Linked DNA regions of Homo sapiens: region 1 is linked to region 2. Evidence: chromatin contacts called from ENCODE Hi-C or POLR2A ChIA-PET data. All regions are on one chromosome and are shown on one strand. Each heading gives the region's core, a stretch centred on a gene start or an enhancer-like site at or near the end of the contact. The rest is flanking DNA. Distances are from core to core; before and after follow the strand shown.

The links. Hi-C counts contacts between places; a loop is a spot of excess contacts on that map. ChIA-PET counts read pairs that join two places held with the same protein, here RNA polymerase II (POLR2A). Pooled maps may share reads with other maps.
Region 1: a pooled map shows a loop between it and region 2 (2.0-fold over the local background). The contact joins the promoter of NPR2 here to the promoter of RUSC2 in region 2. A Hi-C loop is called at or near these places in 1 of 168 maps with a recorded cell type or tissue (mammary epithelial cell) and 4 of 50 pooled maps. POLR2A ChIA-PET finds 5 or more read pairs at or near these places in 1 of 52 experiments (BJ).

What each region holds. Positions count from the first base shown.
Region 1 is chr9:35,787,904-35,792,840 of GRCh38, forward strand. It overlaps NPR2 (natriuretic peptide receptor 2), which reads left to right and starts at 3,688. Exons shown (of 22, transcript NM_003995.4): 1 at 3,688-4,937. The coding sequence starts at 4,506. It also overlaps a transcript of RGP1 not described here.
Region 2 is chr9:35,486,782-35,491,900 of GRCh38, forward strand. It overlaps RUSC2 (RUN and SH3 domain containing 2), which reads left to right and starts at 3,330. Exons shown (of 12, transcript NM_014806.5): 1 at 3,330-3,391. It overlaps LOC105376026 (a long non-coding RNA gene), which reads right to left and starts at 4,846. Exons shown (of 2, transcript XR_929580.4): 1 at 4,650-4,846; 2 at 4,338-4,475. RefSeq lists a silencer at 2,999-3,298.

The DNA.
Region 1 (4,937 bases), core at 2,438-4,937, 300 kb after region 2:
GCATGGAGTCAAAGCCCATTTCTGCTAGTCAGGTCAGCAGAGAAGATATTTTGTTTTCTGGAATTCTGTAGGCCTGGGAGGCATGATCTGGTGTAGAACAAACCTGAGGATCCAGATTCAGCTGCACAAATAGGTTTGTTATAAAACGTTTAATGCTGTCAGTTTGGGGCATCAGAGCCTATCACGAAAATTAGCATGAGCCCGAATCCCATGGTGGTTGCAGAGCTCAACTAGGGTCTTGAGGCACCTTTGGCCTGAGTGTAACCAGGATTAGGATTTCTTTTGAAGAAGGGACAGGGCAGCTTGGAAACCATAGGAGATTCTAGCAGCTGGCCAATTTGATGCTCTGCAGTTTAGTTCTGGATCAGAAATAAGGTGTTTGGGGCCGGGCGTGGTGGCTTACGCCTGTAATCCCAGCACTTTGGGAATCTGAGGCGAGTGGATCACTTGAGGTCAGGAGTTCGAGACCAGCTGGCCAACATGGTGAAACGCTGTCTCTACTAAAAACAAAAATTAGCTGGGCATGGTGGCGGGCGCCTGTAATCCCAGCTACTTGGAAGGCTGAGGCAGGAGAATCACTTGAACCTGGGAGATGGAGGTTGCAGTGAGCCGAGATTGCGCCACTACATTCCAGCCTGAGTAACAGAGTGAGACTCTGTCTCAAAAAAAGAAAAAAAAAAAAAGAAAAAGAAAGAGGGTGTTGATTGACCCTATCCAGAAGAAATTATAGCTGGTATCTGTTTGTGGATTAGAAGAAGGCCATGACAGTGCTACAAAGAGAAAGTTGGACCCTAGCTGGTTGCTGCTTAGGCCAGTAGAATCTAGATTTCCTAGGTTTTCTATGTATTGCAGCATGGTCACCAAATACAGCCAAAATATTATTGCCCATATCAATGACAGCAGTGATAGCTTGGATAGTGGGATATATACATAACCGAAGTTCTCATTTATTTAATATTTTCAGCTTTCCCTCAAACATGAAAAAATAAACACCAAAAGCCTTTCACTGTGTGTTAATAAAAAACCTCATTAGGGGATTTATCTTTTATCTCCCCACTCCTTCCCACTTCCCTTTTGTCTTTTAAATTTTATTTTTAGTTTTTACTTATGTTTTCTTTTCCTTTCTTTCTTTCTTTTTTCTTTTGAGATGGAGTCTTGCTCTGTCGCACAGTGGCGCGATCTCTGCTCACTGCAATGTCCGCCTCCCAGATTCAAGCGGTTTTCCTGCCCCAGCCTCCCAAGTAGCTGGGATTACAGGTGCCCACCACCACGCCCAGCTAATTTTTGTGTTTTTAGTAGAGACGAGATTTCACCTTGTTGGCCAGCCTAGTCTCGAACTCCTGACCTCAAACAATCCTCCTACCTTGGCCTCCTAAAGTGCTGGGATTACAGGCGTGAGCCACTGCACCAGGCTCCTTCCACTTCCTTTTTTTTTTTTTTTTTTTTTGAGACAGGGTCTTGCTGTCACCCAGGCTGCCTCTATCCTCTGGGATCAAGCGATCCCCCCACCTCAGCCTCCCAAGTAGCTGGGACCACAGGTTCGTGCCACCATATCTGATTGATTTGTTTGGTTTTTAATAGAGATTATAGGCATTACAGGCAAGAGCCACCGTGCCTGGCCCCTTCCTACTTTCTAGTTAACTGGCCAACTGGGAGGAAAAGGGAAAGGCAAGATGCTTGAATGTTTAATCCCTAACATAATGAAGAATAGTCCTTAATGTTCAGAATAATGACATATGATGCACTTGTACTTGCGTAGGAGTCTGGGTGACAGTGGTGGCTGATCCTCACTGAGGGCTGCAGGTGTTCCAGAGAGACTTGCCTGGGTTTGGTGGCTATTATATTGTAAGCACAGCTTTCTACAGTAAGTTCCATGAGTCAGCAAAATATCTATAAAGAGCCTCTCCTTGGAGACCATGAAACCTGCATTTTAATCTCTCTTTTGCAACTAAAAAGCCATGTGGGATTGGGGGAGAGGAGCAAGTAAGGACACTGCGACCTTCCTCTCTGGGATTTGGTTTTCAATTATCTTTAAATGAGAGGGCTAAACAATATATTTATATGATCCTCTTAGCCCTGCCATTCTGTAATTCTTTCAGGAATTTTGTCATTTTGGATTTGCTTGTCTCATAAAACAATGTGTAGTTGCTTAAAAATCAACTATTCTATTTGGTTGACTTGGTCTAAAGTATTTCTCATGTTGTCTCGTCATTCTTTTGACTGTTCCTTTTTTTTTTTTTTGCCTTGGCCAGATAGGACAAAATTCCTTTTCACTGCAGTATTGGGAGCCTGGAACTAGAGTTACCAACCCCTCTGCGTTAAAGAAGGAGCTGTCCTGAGGCTTCCATCTCTACTGGGCTTGAGGCAAGAACATTGTTAGGGACGGCCTGCTCTTGGCCTCTGTGCCCCAGGGATTGCAAATGCATGTTCCTCAAAGGTAAGGGCTGTATCATTCGGCTTTCTTTGTATTCACAGGTACAGCTTGTGCTAGGCAGCCGGTGTTCAATAAATATCGTGCCTAAGGATAAAGTGGCATTGTCCTTAATTTCCCCCACCAAACCACTAGGTGTCGCCTTCATCTCAGGGAAACCATGCCCGTCCTCGCCCTATACACTCCCACCCCACTCCAGGGCTCCAGGAGCGCTCTTAGCTTGTGATTTCTGGAGAAATAGCTTGAAGGGGGGAGAGAAACCGTGGCTCTTAGCGCGGGCAGAGAATGGGCTTATGTGCATGTCCTTTATGACAGTTGGAGAAAAATCCCCAAGGTCCCATAGCAGTCCCTCTCAGCCACCATGAGATCATCCCTCACAAGCTGTTCTTGGGGTCAGATTGGCACTCCAGATATGAGGGCCCTAGGGAGAGCTTCCTAAGGGAAGCTGGGAGCAAGGTGGAACCCCAGGAGAGCGTGGATGGGCTTCCACTGCGGGGAGTGTCCCGCCGGTCCGTTACAGGCTTTCCCCAGGCGCCAGCCTGCGCTGTGCAGGAGACAAAAGAAAATCGAGGCCCTGACTGAGCAGATGGTGCGGAGGAAGCCGGGCGGGCTGCGGTGGGCCTCTGAGGACACGAGGAGGGCAGGGGGCATGGAGACAGCGGGGGGCCGAGAGTTGAGTCCCAAGCAAGAAGGAGCCTCGTGGACTTTCTAAGGACTGGTGGGAAGTGTACAGCAGGGGCCCCTGGCTGCTGGAGGGGCCCGTCCAGGGAGCGGGCATGGTCCGCGGTGGAGTAAGCCGCACTGCCGTCGGGAGGGCGCTATGGTTTGCTAGGTGAGGGGGCTGGTGAGGATACCACACGTCTGGGGATCCTCGACTGCTTCCTGGAGACTGGAACCACTGAGGGACTCAGGGAGTTCAGAGGGGAGACCCAAGAAGAACGGGCTGAGCGAGGGGGAGAGGACAAACCCTGGGGTCGCTGGCGTGTGTGAGATGGAAATGGAAGGAGGGGCGGCAGGGGGACCAGGGGCGTGGGGGAGACCAGGGTAGGCCCTGAGAGTGAGGGAGCGCCCGGGAACCCTGCTGGCCGGCGAGGCCTTGGTGCGGAGCCCCCAAGTGCTCACCGGGGTGGGTTTGGGACCTGGCGGTCCCGAGCGCCCGGGTGGGGGGTGGGGGAAGGCAGCCGGCGCCGGAGGGTGGGGCCGGGAGGGAGGAGGAGAGGCAGCGGGGGAGGGGCGGGGGCGGGCGGCCTGCCCGGGGGAGTCGCACTCGGCCGCCGGCGCAGCGAGCGGAGACGGGCCGGGCCGAGGCGACCTGACCCGGACGAGCGGCGCGCGCGGGGCCCAGGCGGGGGGCGGGAGGAAGCGCCGGGCAGCGCCGGCCGCCAGGGCCCAGGAGAAGCGGAGCAGAGAGGAGCGGGGACACGGGCGGGGCCGCCGTAGCTCCGGATGGGACCAGCGCCCGGGCCCGTTAGTCCAAGCAGGAGCTCCGGGAGAATCCTTCACAGGGAGATTTACCCCTGCCTTCCCCTGCCCTCCGGCCCAGGCCTCGCTTCGCTCCCCGCCTGCCCATGATCCCAGTCCTTCCGCGGCGCGGGCACCCTCCCACCTTACCCCCTTGGTCCTATGTGGCGCAGCGCCCTCCTGCCCTCCCGGCCCTTTCAGCTGTGAGGTTCCCCCAGGCCGTTTCTTTGTACCACCCGCCCCCCACCCCCACCCCATCCCAGTCCCAGATCCCCTTTTCCTTCTCAGCTTTAGATTTATCAGGCTTCTTCACCTCGCACTGTCCCCATCCTGGCCGCAGGCCCCCTCGGTCCCTCCCTCCCCCTGCCACCCCGTTCTCAGTCCTCAGTCCTTGCCCTAGGCTGGTAGCCCACTCCTTGCCCGCCCCCCGCCTTCCTCCCATCTCCCCCTCCTCTCCCCGGCCCCCAGCACCTTCTGCATCCCAGCCTACCTAGCCTACTCCTCCTCTTCCTGGCCCTCTTCCCCAGGCTCCAGGCTGGGGGGTGCTCGCGTCTCCCCTGTAGGCCAGAGCAGCCCCAAGTTCTGGGGGCGGTGGGGCTGCTGCTTTATCCCCATGGCGCTGCCATCACTTCTGCTGTTGGTGGCAGCCCTGGCAGGTGGGGTGCGTCCTCCCGGGGCGCGGAACCTGACGCTGGCGGTGGTGCTGCCAGAACACAACCTGAGCTATGCCTGGGCCTGGCCACGGGTGGGACCCGCTGTGGCACTAGCTGTGGAGGCTCTGGGCCGGGCACTGCCCGTGGACCTGCGGTTTGTCAGCTCCGAACTGGAAGGCGCCTGCTCTGAGTACCTGGCACCGCTGAGCGCTGTGGACCTCAAGCTGTACCATGACCCCGACCTGCTGTTAGGTCCCGGTTGCGTGTACCCTGCTGCCTCTGTGGCCCGCTTTGCCTCCCACTGGCGCCTTCCCCTGCTGACTGCGGGTGCTGTGGCCTCTGGTTTTTCGGCTAAGAATGACCATTATCGTACCCTGGTTCGCACTGGCCCC
Region 2 (5,119 bases), core at 2,080-4,579:
CCAGCTGCTGGAAGGTCCCAAGAACCTAGGGAGCAGTCTTTTTGTGTCTAGACTTGCTTCTCTGTGTGCAACTGATTGATCTTCTTTCTCAGCAAACTGGTTTTCAATGCTGCTCAGGCCAAATGGGCAAGTAGAAGATGACTACTGCATAGCTCCCAAATTACCCTTAAGTCCAATTTAAGTCTGAGCAGAGATGTAGCTCTTTGTCTCCCAATTCCAAATTCTTAGAGAAGTAATTCTAATTGGCCTGGTTTGGCTTAATTCCCCAACCCAGACTATTTAACTGGGGGATCACACTGTGCAAACATGCAATTCCTCATTGGTTCCCCACTGGCAATGCTAGCTCTCTCCATGTCACCCTTATTTAAGCCCTTAGAACTTTATTTCTAACATTCATATTTGATCTTGTCATTCCTGCCTCTGCAATAAAGCCCTTCAGTATCTCTCCCAACTCCTTAGTAGTCATAGGCGTTTCATCACCAAACCCTGACCAGCTCTCCTCAGCTGTCTCCGTTGCCTCCCACACTTCTCAATCACATTGGTCATTTTGCCCCTCAGTTCTTTTGCACATGCCAATTCTCTCTTTACCTCCCACTCATTCTTCAAAATTCAGCTCACACCACTTCTGTGAAGCCTGAAGACAAGCTACATATCCTGACATTTATCTGCTTCCTTGACTGTGACCCCAGTCTCTAACTCTTTCAGTGAGTATGGAACCTAGAACAGAGTCTTCTATTTTTTTTTTTGAGACAGAGTCTTGCTCTGTTGCCCAGGCTGGAGTGCAATGGCGCAATCTCAGCTCACTGCAACCTCCGCCTCCCAGGTTCAAGTGATTCTCCTTCCTCAGCCTCCCGAGTAGCTGGGATTACAGGCATGCGCCACCACACCCGGCTGATTTTTGTATTTTGAGTAGAGACGGGGTTTTACCATGCTAGTGGTCTCAAACTCCTGACCTCAGGTGATCCGCCCGCCTCAGCCTCCCAAAGTGCTGGGATTACAGGCGTGAGCCACCGCGTCTAGCCTAAGAGTCTTCTCAATGGGTGATATGGTTTTGTTAGTGGTGGAAGAGGTCTGAGTTACCCCAAGTTACCTGCAGCCTATCCTTATGGGTCTGTAGCAACTTTAGTCCTTGCTTCATCAGAAGAAAGAATTCGACTGTGGGGCAGAAAGCAGAAAAAGAGACCAAGGCAAGTTCCAGAGTAGGAATGGAAGTTTATTTAAAAAGGCCTTAGAACAGGAAAGAAAGGAAGGTGCGCTTGGAAGAAACCCAAGCGGGCACGTGAAGGTTAAAGAGAGAAGGTCAAGTGCCTAACCAAGATCCTAGGACTTTTACAGGCTGGCCTCTTTCCCATGATTCTTCCCTTAGAGTGGGCTTCCCGAATGCGCAGTGCTTTCCTTCCCGTTTTCCGGTGGAGGGTGCCCCCAGGAGATCATACGTCACCATTTTTGTCTCTTAACACGCATGCCCAGAAAGTTGCTTCTCCCTGAGGCCTGCATTCAATTAGCATTTTGATGTTAACATGTGTGGACCATCAGGAAATGGCCTCTCCCTGGCCCAGCCGAATTATCCTTTTTAAAGAAGCAATGAGGTAATTATGGAACTGTCACTGGTAGAGGGTCTGACTGCAAGTTGTCCAGGTTCTTGGCGTTTTGAACAAAGAATTGGACAAAACGCCCAGCAAAGCAAAGAAAGAATGAAGGAACAAAAGAAGGAAAGCAGGGATGTATTGAAAACGAAAGCACACTCCACAGTGTGGGAGCAGCCGGAGCAGCGGCTCAAGGGCCAGGAAACAGAATCTTCTTGGGTCCAAATACCCCCTAGAAGTTACCCGCCACTTCATGCTCACCTCATGTAAATGAATTCGTAGCCTGCAATCAGTCTGATTGGTTGCAGAAAGCAGCCAAGCAGAGGCTGAAGTGAAGTTACAAAGGTCGCACACCTGTGCAAACATCTGATTGGTTGCAAGAAGCAACCAATCAGAGGCTAGGGTGAAGTTACAAAGTTATACTTCTATGCAAAGTTAGACTCGGCTGCAGTCAGTCTAATTGGTTGCAGATAGCCAATTTCCCATCTGCTGGGCAGAAAAGTTGGGTGGGGGGTTTGTTACTTAGGTGTGGAAAGTTAGGGTTTTCCTTTCAATTTAGTTCCAGGAAGTTGGCATGAACCAGTCTTAGGTTCCCTGCCTCCAGTCCCTATTCTCCTGCCTCAGAACCATCACCCAACATCCCTAGTGGGTAGCAGGGGAGAACCCTCTCCTGCCCCGCTCATGCCTAACTACCTGTAACAGTTTGGCTGTGTCCCCACCCAAAATCTCATCTTGAATTGTAATTCCCATAATCCCCCTGTGTCAAGGGCGGGAACAGGTGGAGGTAATTGGATGATGGGGCTGGTTTCCCCTGCGCCCTTCTCGTGACAGTGAGTGAGTCCCACAAGATCTGATGATTTTATAAGCGTCTGGCATTTCCCTTGCCTGCACTCACTCTGTCCTGCCACCCTGCGAAAAGGATGGCTACTTCTTTGCCTTTTGCCATGATTATAAGCTTCCTGAGGCCTCGCCAACAATGCGGAACTGTGAGTCAGACCTCTTTCCTTCATAGTATTTCTTCATAGCAGTGTCAGAACGGACTAATACAGTGGGTTTCCCATAACATTTGCAGGACTGCCTGCCCCATCCCCCTCTGGCTGTAAACAGCAGGAGTCACACACAGGCATCTTCCATGTCCCCCACACATCCGGCCCTGAAGGGCAGGGGGCGCATGGGTTCTACGTTTCATCAGGGGTTCCGAACCCTGGCTATGCACTGGAGGCCAACCCCACCTCACCCCACCCCACTCCACCCCAGTGGTTCTGAGTCGGTCCAGTGTGAGGTCAGCCCTCCTTCTGTTGTTTGGTTAGTTTCCACACTAGGTTCTACTGGGAAGCCAGCGTTGAGAACCGCCGCCTCAGGCGAAGCTGGGACTCACACCCACCGGCCCTGGAGGCCCGCGGAAGGTTTCCCTGGGTTCCAGCACCCGGGAGCCGCGCGTCGCCAGGCACCACCCCGCGGGGGCGGGCGCGGGCCGCAGAAGATTGGGCCACGGCGGAAGCCTCTCCGCTCCCTTAGCGGGAAAGCTCTGCGCGTGACTCGGCTGCGCCCATCGCTGCGGGAGCCGGGGAGGGGGCGAGCACCTTAGGCCGGGCGGACCGAACCAACGCGCCGCCCGGAGGGGCGGCCTGAGGGCAACCCAGATCGGACCATCGCGCCACGCCGACAGGGGCCGGCCTTTCCAACCCGCCCGGAGGGAGGGGCCGCCGGCGCCTCTAGCCTGCAACGCGACCCCTGGAGGGCGAGACACGCCGCCGCCGCCGCCGCCGCCGGCGCGGAAGGACGAGGCTGAGGCGAGAAACGAGGTAGGAACGCCTCTCCGGAGGCGGGCAGGGTCCCACAGACCCACTGCCCCGCGTTCCAAGGTCTCCCTTAGGGGAGGGCCTGTCTTCCCACCTATGTGCCTTCAGCGCCTGCCCTTCCCTTCAGCCCTTCCCCCTCGGCTGCACCCGCCCTCTGCGTCCGCCCCGACCCCCTGGGCAGACCTCGTCCCCAGCCCTTCTGACCCTTGGCCTTCTCCTGACCCTTCAGCTCTGCGTCCACCGGACCTTCAAACACCCAGCACCCACCGTCCCTTTGGGCGCCACCCCAGATGCATCCCCAACCGTCTCCTCAAACTGCCCCCTTGGGGACACCCTCCCCCCACAAAACGACTCGCGCCCAGTAGTCACCTTGGTACCCCAAGTCCCTGTGACGGCTTTGGGGAAGCGTGGCCGCCCGGCACCCAGGCCGGCGACTGCAGCGGGGGCCTCCCTACTGCCAGTTCCCGGCCGGGTCCTCTGCTCCCTCCACCCTTTTAGCCCCTGCCTCCCTTTATTATCCGCCCGGCGCCGGCGTTGCTTCAGTCTCTGTCTCTCTGTCATCCAGTTTTACCTGGAGAAAACCTTTGGCTTGGCAGTAACCGTCCCCTACTACTGCACTCACTTGCCGCGAAGGGCACGGTGATCCTGTTGCCCACAGTTGGCTGTGGCCCTCCAGGCCGGCCCTGCGGACACGGGGAACTGTCCTGGGGGCAAGGACGGTACACTACTCATCTTTGTATCCCCGGTCCCCAGCACGGTGCCTGGCACATGGTAGTGTTGCTGGTGGAGGGTCTTCACTACCAGTTGTCCTTTGCGTTTTGAACAAGTAATTGAGCAGCGGAGGAATGAAACGCAGGAACAAGTAGATCTGAGTCAGGCAAGGATTACCACTATGTGAACAGTGTCCGTGATAAAGAACACAGGCCTTAAAAAAAAAAAAAAGGCGGAATTTACAAAGGACAAAGGGCCTGAAACCTGTTTTTATTTATTCCTAGGTGGGTGACCTGAGCAGATTTAGTTTCCTGGGGGTTTGGGTTCCACGCGGAAGCAGGTGGTATCGCTGAGGGATGAAACAATGGCTGGAAAGCTGTAGGAGTTGATAAGGTAGAAAGTAGTTACCTAATTAGTAGTGGCATTATTGTAACTGGGGCTCAAAGTATTAGCAAATAAAAGTAGTGACTGGATTTTCTTAGCCGGCTCCTTAGATATTAAGCAGTGGTGGATGGCTTAATGGAAGGAAGAGCAGATCCAAACAGTATACCTGGTATTCTGTTAGTTATGCCCGTCCTGCTGTATGGCCAGCCACTGTTTCTCTTCTGTTTTGAGCCAGGTTAGGATCCCTCTGATTTCTGTGCTGGTATTTAAGATTCCTTTTTGAAGCCACAGTTGCCTTAACTGGAGGCTGGACATGTTCTCATTCATCCATTGCTAGTTTTGATGTATCCTTTTCCGCTTTCTGTCTCCCACCCTCTTACATGTCTTTATAAAGTCTTGGATCAGGCCAGGCACAGTGGCTCAGCCTGTAATCCCGGCACTTTGGGAGGCCCAGGTGGGCGGATCACTAGAGGTCAGAAGTTCAAGATCAGCCTGGCCAACATGGTGAAACCCCATCTCTACTAAAAATACAAAAATTACCGGGCATGGTGGTGTGCACATGTAGTCCCAGCAACTCAGGAGGCTGAAGTCCCAGCAACTCAGGAGGCTGAGGCAGGAGAACCCCTTGAACCTGGG